Linked DNA regions of Homo sapiens: region 2 is linked to region 1. Evidence: read pairs that join two places in POLR2A ChIA-PET (ENCODE). Cell type or tissue: GM12878. All regions are shown on one strand. Links, peaks and the distances in the headings refer to the core of each region. The heading gives the core; the rest is flanking DNA. Region 1 has its middle 28 kb from the start of MTMR14. Region 2 overlaps SETD5 (SET domain containing 5).

Region 1 (5,383 bases), core at 131-5,130:
ATATACTTTCTACTATCTCAGGGGCATTAGAATATGGACTAGGTTTTATGAATGACATTAAGGAATTTAATTTTGCTAGACTGCTAAATAATAGTTGTTTATCAAATGTTCTTATTTTAAAGATGCAGCCTTAGGTTTTGTGGGGAGGAGTGAAAAGATATACTGTCTGGGATTTATTTTAAAATACTCTAGCCAAGAAAAAGTGGGGGAGAGGCATAGGGAGTGTTAGATGAAACAAGTATAGTGAAATATTGATGGTTGTTTAAGCTGGATGATAGATATTGTTTTCCCAATAAGTTGAAAGAAAAATAATAAAAGGAGGGTTTGTAACTATATGTTCTTGTTTTGTTTTTTAGAGACAAGATCTCACTATGTTGCCCAGGCTATTCTTGAACTCCTGGGCTCAAGTGATACTCCTGCCTCAGCTTACTGAGTATTTGGACTACAGGCATGCGCCACCATGCCCAGCTAATTTTAAAAAAACCTTTTCTTTGTGTGGAAACAGGGTCTTACTATGTTATTCGGACTGATCTCAAACTCCTGACCTCAAGTGATCCTCCTGCCTCAGCCTCCCAAAGTGCTGGGACTACAGGCATGAGCCATTGTGCCCAGCCGCTATATAGTCTTTATCTTCTACTCAGGATCACCATTATGTAATAACCAGATGTCACCCCTACTGGAGTCTCAGCTGTCCATTTGGTGAGGTCTGCTCTGTGAGTCATCTTACAGTCTGAGCTGAACCTGACACTCTCCCATCTTTTCAGGAGATGTATTCATTTGTGAGGGCTGCCATAACAAAGTCTTGCAAACTGAGAGGCTCAGAACAACAGAAATTTATTTGTCTCAAAATTCTGGAGCCTAGAAGTTCAAAATCAAGGTGTTGGCAGGGCCATGCTCCCTCTGTAACTGTAGGGAGAGGATCCTTTCTTGCCTCTCCCTGGCTTCAGGTGGTTTGCTGGGAATCTTGGGATTCCTTAGCTTGTGAGTGCTTTGCTCCAATCCCTTCTTCACATCATAGCTGTCTTCCTTCTATGTGTCTGCCCCGTATCCAAATTTCTGTTTGTTTTTTTTTGTTTTGCTTCTGAGACCATGCATTCTGAATTCAGTCGAATTCAGAATGCATTCATAAGGACCTATGTAATAATCTCATTTTAACTTGATTATCTCTGTAAAGACCCTATTACCAAATAAGGTCACATTGCAGGTTCAGGCTCTTTAATATATCTTTTTTTGGGAAGTTGGGGGAGGACACAATTCAACTGAGAAAAGAAAAACAGCTCAGGCTGGTTTGAGCTTTATGAGGTTTGCAACATTCATCAGGCCCAGAGAGACCTGAGTACTGGACTTCAGCCGGGATCCTCCCCTCCTCCCTTCCTCTCACTAATGCCCGGGGGCAGTTGTTTAAAGGCATTCTGTTCCTGAGCAGCTGCCTCGTGCATTATCTTCATTCATATTCCTGAGGTTTGAGATACAAAGAACAAGGAATAGGCAGTGGATAGTTTATGTTGGCTGGCCCCGGTGGCTCACACCTGTAATCTCTGCACTTTGGAAGCTGAAGCGGGAGGATTGCTTGAGGCCAAGAGTTTGAGACCAGCCCAGGCAACATGGTGAAACCACGTCTCTACAAAAAATACAAAAAATTAGCTGGGCGTGGTGGCACTCACCTGTAATCCCAGCTACTCAGAAGGCTGAGATGGGAGGATTGCTTGAGCCCAGGAAATCAAGGCTGCAGTGAGCCGTGATTGCATCACTGCACTCCAGCCTAGGCAACAGAGCAAGACCCTGTCTTTAAAAAAAAGTTTGTCATTTTAATGTTTTGTTTTGTTTTGTTTTTTTGAGACGGAGTCTCGCTCTGTTGCCCAGGCTGGAGTGCAGTGGCGCGATCTCGGCTCACTGCAAGCTCCGCCACCCGGGTTCATGCCATTCTCCTGCCTCAGCCTCCCAAGTAGCTGGGACTACAGGCGCCCGCCACCATGCCTGGCTAATTTTTTTTGTATTTTTTTTAGTAGAGACGGGGTTTCACCGTGTTAGCCAGGATGGTCTCGATCTCCTGACCTCGTGATCCGCCTGCCTCAGCCTCCCAAAGTACTGGGATTACAGGCGTGAGCCACCGCACCTGGCCAGTTTGTCATTTTAATGTAAATTATTGGTAAACAACTTAGGAACTGACCCTCTTTTCCTTCAAACACCTACTTGTAGGCCCAGCATGGTGGCTGACACCTGTAATCCCAGCACTTTGGGAGGTCGAGGTGGGTTGATCACTTGAGGTCAGGCGTTCGAGACCAGCCTGGCCAACATGGTGAAACCCCATCTCTACCTGAAAATACGAAAATTAGCCAGGTGTGGTGGCACGTGTCTGTAATCCCAGGTACTAGTTACCTGGAAGGCTGAGGCAGGAGAATCACTTGAATCTGGGAGGCGGAGATTGCAGTGAGCTGAGATCACGCCACTGCACTCCAGCCTGGGCAACAGAGTGAGACTCCATCTCAAACAAACAAACAAACAAACAAACAAACAAAAAAGCAATGCCTACTTGTAACTGCTGCTAATCAGAGTGAATGTTCAGGGCAGCGTGAATCTACGCTTCCAGGTTACAGCCCTCAAACTTGACCCAAATAACCTTTCTACTTATACTGATTTTGCTTTTTTTCCTTTAGGTTGACAGCACAAAAGTTTATCCTCATTGCACTCTGTGGATGCTTCTCCCATTTGACATGTTCACTTCCTCTTATAACCCAAGAGGACTGACAAGGATGGTGTTTAGTTCTGACTTTCCTTTCTCCTTTGGGGCACTGAGCTGTAAACTCCTTCTATTTTCTAACGAAATGTTATGAAGACGCGACCAAACAAATTTTTCTTTTTTTTTTGAGACAGAGTCTTGCTCTGTTGCCCAGGCTGGAGTGTGGTGGCATGATCTTGGCTCACTGCAACCTCCACCTCCTGGGTTCATGCAATTCTCATGCCTAAGCCTCCAAAGTAGCTAGGACTACAGGCATGCACCACCATGCCTGGATAATTTTTTGTATTTTTTGGTAGAGATGGCGTTTCACCATGTTACCCAGGCTGGTCTCAAACTTCTGGACTCAAGTTATCTGCCCCCCTCAGCCTCCCAAACTACTGGGATTACAGGCATGAGCCACCGTGCCCAGCCACAAACAAAAATTCTAACAACACAGAGAAAAAAGGAGACAGAAGGGTACGTCATGCTTTTGCACCTGCCTTTTATAACTTAGGTTATTTCCTGGGGATGGAACATCTTGAGCTAGCAGTGCCGTGCTCTTCTGGTGGCAGCTTGTGGAGTCTGTCTGCCCCTACGATAAGGAAGCAAATGGCCAAGGAGTCCCCTCTCCTGCTCTGCAGGTTAAGACTCCCCTGACTCCATATGCCTTGGTCACATGTATCAGCCAAAGTCCCTGTAGGAAGTGGACAGCATGTTTAAATTTGGATGAATGGGCTGGGTGCAGTGCCTCACACCTGTAATCCCAGCACTTTGGGAGGCTGAGGTGGGTGGATTACGAGGTCAAGAGATCGAGACCATCCTGGCCAACATGGTGAAACCCCGTCTCTACTAAAAATACAAAAATTAGCTTGTCATGGTGGCGTGTGCCTATAGTCCCAGCTACTCGCGAGGCTGAGGCAGGAGAATCACTTGAAGCCGGAAGGCAGAGGTTGCAGTGAGCCGAGATTGCACCACTGCACTCCAGCCTAGCGACAGAGCGAGACTCTGTCTCAAATAATAATAATAATAATAATAATAATAATAATAATAATAATTTGAATGAATGGAAGAAAACCTGATAAGGGGACTAGCTACAAAGGTGTGAGTCAGGTGTAGGGAAAACAGAAGTGTGATGCCTGTGACTAGTGACAGAAGCAGTTGACGCAGGATTTTTTTTGGTGCTGCTTTGCCAGCCAGAGACCTCTGCAGCCAGCGACACTTCTACACGGGTGGGAGGCACCCCGCCCACTCAGCTTTGTGGGCTGCACTTGACTTGCACCCCAGCCTGGATCCCGCACTCACTGTGGGATCTGTGCTTAGCCTGCAGCTGGACTGGGTGTCCCATGACCCTGCTTCTGCCTTGGGCATCAGTATTTGGATGAGGGGAACACAGTGGCACCCGAAAGCTTTGGTGATGCCAGCAACTGTGGAACCCCAAAGAGGCTGTTACAGCAAGTTACAGCTCTGGCTTGGGGAAACCCCAAGGTCTGGGGCCCCAGAAGGGTCCTGGCTCTTCTCTCCTTCCTACCACCTGCAGCACAGCGCATGAGGTTGGGGACAGAGCATGTCTGAGCCCATTTGTGTTACAGCTCGTTCAGTCCCACCGACCCACACTGGACTGCAGCTCCTGGGCTGACCCAGCACTGCTTCTGCTTCCCATCATGTGAGGTGGCCTTCCGGCACCAGCAGAAGGCAGAGAGCTACAGTGTTACAACTCTTTTTGTACTTGCATTTGGTGGGTCCCAGGTTCTTGTCCTGCATCCAAGAAGAATGAGGTTATGCTGACAACTGGAGGGTGAGTAAGATGGAGATGAATTTTATTGAGCAATGACACAGCTCTCAGCAGAGAGGGGACCCAAAGTGGGCAGCCCCTACCCAAAAGTGAGTAGTCCCCCACCCAAAGGTGAATAGTCCCAAAGTGTGGCTGAGTCTGGGGTTTTTATGGGCTCAGAATTGGGGGGGTGTGTGCTGATTGGGTTGTGAGTATGCAAAAAAGACTAAAAAAAAGGCACCACTCAAAGATGGGCATGACAGTGTAAAAAACCAATTAGGGAAGAGTAGGTATATATAAAATGGGTGAAGGATGGGGACAATGAGGGGAAAGTGCACCAAACGGGAAGAGAGTTTCTCAATTCAGTTCGTGGATTTATCAGAGACTTGTAGGTTGGTTTTCAGGCTTTAAACTCTCTTTGGCTTGAAGTTTGGGTTTCACCAGGGACCCGCCCCTATCTACCTAAGAATCTGTCACCCTTCTGCCACTATCACTGTTACCATTCCCATAGCTAAGGGCATGCAGTGAACAGTTATGTGAGTCATGTAGAGAGGAAGCCTTGATGGGTCAAGACCCAGCCAGCTCAAGGTGACCTGGGGAGGAAACTGGGGAGATAGATACCCCCACCTTAATCTCATTCCTCCCTCCACTCCCCTCTCAGTTCTTACCTTCGACTGAACACCACTGGAAGGCAGAGGGCATGGAAGTCTTTAATGAGGACCATGGAGGTCAGTCTCCAAGGGCTGCAGAGAGTAGCAGGGGAGGGTGGAGAGTGGATCTGCGGGGGAAGATGGAAGACATTAGGCCCATCTTCTCTCTCCTGGAAAACTGCAGTCCCCTCCTCTGTGCTCTTTCTAACTCCATAGCTGACTCCCCCTTCCCAAGCCATCTTC
Region 2 (5,383 bases), core at 83-5,082, 220 kb after region 1:
AAAACAAGTCAACTCTCAACAGCCTACGTTAATAAGGGAAAATGTAAAATAAACGCAGAAGTAGTCTAATTGCCAACAGGTCCTTCCAGGTTCTTCCTTCTAAGTAAAACCTTCCTTGGATACCAAGAATGCCCAAACAGTTGATTATTAACTGCAGATCATCCTACTTCACAGAAACTGTGAAAGTACAAATTGTATGTGTTGTGGCATGTACAGAGGTTGGTGGTAGGAAACAGAATTTTTGAAACATAAGCCAAAGAACATAACAGGACACAGAGATGGGGAAGAAAATCCAACAACAAAAACCCCCTTCATACAAAACGACAAACAAGGGGCACAAATAGAAAGCAAGGAGATCCACCTGGGCATGTATTAAAATTAACATATCAACAGTATTAAATATGCTAACATGATACTGGAAACCAGATTCAAACTAGATCATAATATCTAAGAATGATGAAACAATCATCTTACTACATTCAGCAACGCATATACCTTATTAGATTACTCAGTTTTATTTGAGTCTTCACATTTCAGGAGTGGGGTGGCGAAAATCTCACCATTGAAAGACAATAAAAATGATAAAAAATAAAATTTCCCCCTTTGTGGGGGTGGTATGGGATAAAAATGGCTTGAAGAACATAAATTATGCAGCTTGAAAAAAGAACTCTAAGACATGAAAAATTTATGTTCAAAGAGCTAATTAATTTCACCCCCACTAAGGTAATAGGGTAAACATACATAGAGGTCTAATTTTTAACCTTATTTTAGTCATAAATCAGATTTATACAAATTAGTATTTTCCAAAACAAATTGCAGATATTATGTACAGAAGAGAGCCCACCTTTCTTCAAGCTAATAATACAGTGGCATCTGGTGGTAATAATGACTGTGAACGGCCAACGAAAATTAAGTATGCTTAAAACCTTTCTTTCTGTAAGGCTGAGAATCTGAAATGGTTTATCAAGAAAGAAAGTAGAAGATACAGAAGTTACAAAATCTCTATCACTAAAGACTTTTAAGAATGGGGCAAATTAGCTTTGTATTTAAGTACATATAAACAAGCCCACAACCTAGCATAATAAAAATCACATTAGCCCATCCAATTTTCCCCCTTTGTCCTAGTTTCTTTTTGATGGGAGGAGGCGTTGTGAGATAATAATAGCAGGAAATAAGGTGGAGCAGCTGCACAGGCAAGATGAGGTACAGTGCTTGTGTTTCACCTCCATTCCAGCCCTCTGCTGGCTAAGTCTTGGTGAAAATGAGATTAGCTGTTTGGGGAGCCCTAACAGTTATCAAAACCTTTGGAATCAAAATGTGGTCCCTTACTGTCTCACTTTTACCAGGAACTTCTTAGAGCCTCTAGCAAGATCCAGGTAATAGGAGCAATGGAAGCTACCCTGAAGAGATTTCTAATTATCTGGGAAGGGGGAGGGTGTAAAGGATGTTTAATACTGGCAATGTGGGTCATAGCACATGCAGAGAAAACTGTCTGGTATGGAGACTGGTGCTTGACTAGATGGCTTCTATTTTAGTCCCACAAATTTATGGAAATAATCCATGTGAATAAATTATAAAGAAAGAAATGACTACCCTAAATTTCTGTAGTAATATAAAATATAGCTCACTAGATTTTGTGTTAATGCTGTTGCTATTTTACTGATGAGAAACTTCCAACTAATTACAATAATAATTAATTACTCAAAATTTCTTTTGGTCGAAATATTATATCATTACTGCCAAGACCATTAAATAACAATATAATGTTAAGTAGTAACACATCCAGTTTTCTTTAACAGAGAGAAATAACACAAAACTTGGTCAGGCTTGCTTAATATTACGTGTACGAAAGGCAGTTTTTTGGTTATTAATCGGTTAAAACATCTCCTCTGCTAATCCATAAATGGAAATTAACATTCCAGTTCCCTTTATTGTTGCATGCAGTATAGACAGAAGGGAAAACTTTAAGGCTAGTTTAGTAACATTGCAATATAGGTGGTACCTCAACCCAAGCAACAAATGTGCTCTTGGAAAACTGTTCAAACCAATTATTTCTAAAAATTAAAGTCTTTTAAAATATATTAAGCATTTTGAAAAACCTTGTCATATATTCCTTCATAAAAGAGAAATCCTATCACAATTCAAATAATTGCCAGCTAATTTGCCTATAAATGAAATTCTTTATTTTTAAAAAAAGAACTGACGCAAAACATTTATTTTAAAAGTAACTAAAAATGTTGTTCAGAACACCGATCCTTTAACATTTTAATGAAAACTTCAATAGGGACCCAAATTTCAAAATATTTCATTATGATTTTGGTTTAAAGGACCAGATAACCAACAGATCTTTTCCAACTCTATGATTCATACTAAGTCTTAATAAACTGGATGCAACTATCCCACTTGTATGCGAGCTGAACACAAATGTATCAAAAGAGGTTGCCTAAACTAAAAGGTGGGGGAGGGAGTAATCTCCAGGAAATATCAGGTTCTCCAGGAACTAAGGATGAGGCTGAAATTAAAAAGTAGCCTTTCTTCAGTTAGCATTTTACATATGGCAACCCAACACATGAAAGCTGTAATGTGCTACCTATCTTAATGAAATAAAATTGTAGACAACTACGAGCAACTATTTCATAAAGGGAAACAAATTATTCTACATGTTCAGGTCCAATCCCAACCCAAATAAACACATTGTATTACAATGTGTTTTTATTCAGATAGAGTATTCTTTTCCATTTCTTAATGAGAATTCAGCTCTAGAACGGGTCTCCTCGGGAGGTGACTTGCACCTAGGAGGGTGCAGAGTGTGGGATTTATTTTATTTTAACCTATACAGAGCTTTATTTATTTTTTTATTTTTCCTTGGCGAGAATGGATCCCTACAAGATATTCTGAAATGTATCAAATTTGGGGTTAATAGTATGTGGTTGGCAAAAATTCAATGCTTGAGTGGGAACTAAAAATGATTTCTTTAATTGTATGCCAAACTGAATAATCTCCCAGGGAAAAGAACCTCCTCCTCTTGCCTTTCCTACCTCCTGCCCCTCCCCCACCAACATTGCCTCCCTGCTGTGCAAAGAGCCCTTTGTCCTGCCCCGCACTTATCTAGCTGTTTGGCCATATTGACAGGCCTACTGGAGGCATAATAAGGGAGTCAGTCTGACATAAGCAGCTGGCAATTTGAAACAAAAATCTTCCTTTTCTACTTAGACCAAATCCTGCTGCAGAGGTCTCTGGCTCCTCCCATGCTTCCATCTATTTCTCAAACAGAGCAGCAAGAAATTCAGCATTTTCCCCTCCATTAGGTAGCACAAATCAAAAACTTGATTCCCCAGACAGAAATCTATTTTGTATACATTCCTATAGCTACCGCTTTTTGTGATTCATAACATAGGCCAAAAGTATACATGTAACTAACATGGCTAAGGCAATGCTTCTCATTACTTCATACTGCCATGAAAGCTGTGGGAATCCTTATACCACAACGAACCCATAAGAACACAGAAGAGAAAGCAGCAGCCCAACCAAAGCAACAGACATGAGCATCAGGCAAAACTGGCCTGATGTAAAAACTTAAGTGTTTTAAAAATACTAAGACATTACTCCAAGAAGCAGAAAATTCCTTTCCCTGTCTTCATATCAAACATACTTAATGTGACCTTACATTAAGTAAGGTATTCCCTCAGGTACTCAGCAAACAAAATCAATATGATGGTATAAACGAATGAGGCACGATGCGATTACAAATTCCTTGCTCAGTGAGGGCACATATAAAGCAGACTGAGCTTACCTTCATTGTTTATTTTATCCCATAGTTCCCTTCGCTAAGTATTAAAGACAGAATGCATTTTGTCCCAGGGTAGGGGAATTCTCTCCAATGTAATGCTTTCTAACAGCACCTCCCCCCAAAGTTACTGGGTATCTTTTACGCAATTCATAATTAAAGATACAATAAAACAGTTTTCCTAAGACTTATTTAACAAAATGTATATAGACAAGTGAAGGAAACTATATTCTCTCCACCTTTCATGAACTTCCCAGAATCCCACCCACAAGATAAATCAATCATTTTGCCACATATTTTGGAATTTTTGGCAGTAAGGAATGGTACCAATCCCTGCCCATCACGGGTACACTACATTACTTTCTAAAGAGTGCCTTTGAAAGAATACTTTAAATTACAAATGACTACCAGTTATATCACTAAATATACGATGCACATTTTGCAAAGTTTGATGCCTCAAACAAAATATACTGGTCAAGAAGTTTCAGTTTTCAACACTTGAAATACAATTTTTATAAATAAAATTCACTGCTAGACCTTCTGACTTCAAATTAAACTGATGAATCACCAGAGTTCAGCCAAAAATTATTTTTAAAATTTTATTTTATTCATGATCCAGTTCCCCTCTGATAAAATGTATCCAATAGTCATTGACTGCTGTTAACTATGGCCTAATTTTTCATAAGTTATTTCAACATGGAGAGGATAAAGCAAAAGTAATTATCTGCAAATCTGTACTTTGCACTTTATTATTTCCCCATTCAAAGGTAAAAATGAAATAGTCATTCTCCCCAGAAAAGCCAGAATAATTTCAGAAAGTCAGTTCCTGGACACAAAACAGTATCAAAAGATATAAAAAAGTTTTCAAGGGTATAACTTAAGTAAATCCTTCTATGAAAAGGGCCTGTATGATCCTCTAAAAAATGATAATATCAAGAGCACAAAAGGTTCCAAACAACAGGAAATTCGAGTGTAAAAGCAATTATTTTATATAGCAACTTAAGCCACAGAGTAAAAAACTACAAACATTTTTATCTTAAACCCTAAGTATGTCAAACAGCCAGTATACATGAAATCATATTTATCTGCTATTGCATCTTATCTATGTGATAGTAATAAGAATTGGAACCTCCTAAAATAGTATCCATTAAAGGTTCTGTTTCATTGGTCTGCTTTTATTACTGGGAAAACAATGTGAGCCACATTTGTGAATGACAAAACTCATTTCCATTCTTTTTGGTTCTCTGCCACAAATGCCAGAGTGATACTACAAATTATAGATGTTTGTGAGATTTAAGTACATTTACACGAAAATGAACAAATCAAAATTCTGAGAGAAAAAAGTATAGGATACACGAGTCTTGGGGAAGAAAAACAGCACACAGGAATATGTCCAGTATTGCATATAATTGGTGGTGGTGGTTCTCCTTCAAGTTTTTCCACGCTCAGACTGTTTTGCTTAATCAGAGATCATCCTAATGTTCAGGAGTTGTGGGGGAGGGGAGATCACCTAAGGGGCTCAGAGGCCATCTTCTCAGTATCCTGAACTAGACTTATTCGATTTCTGCATATTTCTTCTGGTCTGTCCTACATTTC

Evidence for each region. ChIA-PET counts read pairs that join two places held together with the same protein. Peaks named below come from ENCODE experiments on the same cell type or tissue, not always from the same donor. Only the 100,000 strongest peaks of a DNase experiment are listed, where the experiment ranks them.
Region 2: POLR2A ChIA-PET joins it to region 1 with 5 read pairs; 4 of 35 experiments call an interaction of 5 or more read pairs at or near these places.

Annotation. Positions count from the first base shown.
Region 1 is chr3:9,618,646-9,624,028 of GRCh38, reverse strand. No RefSeq gene overlaps it. Among named protein-coding and RNA genes, the nearest start is that of MTMR14, 28 kb to the left of the region's middle. In GM12878, for the core only: no CTCF peak of the experiment used is centred there; no DNase peak of the experiment used is centred there.
Region 2 is chr3:9,400,733-9,406,115 of GRCh38, reverse strand. All of the region lies in intron 1 of SETD5 (SET domain containing 5), which reads right to left. Among named protein-coding and RNA genes, the nearest start is that of SETD5, 5.8 kb to the right of the region's middle. RefSeq lists a silencer at 2,377-2,671 and an enhancer at 2,763-3,263. In GM12878, for the core only: no CTCF peak of the experiment used is centred there; no DNase peak of the experiment used is centred there; H3K4me3 peaks cover 3,113 bases; H3K27ac peaks cover 189 bases.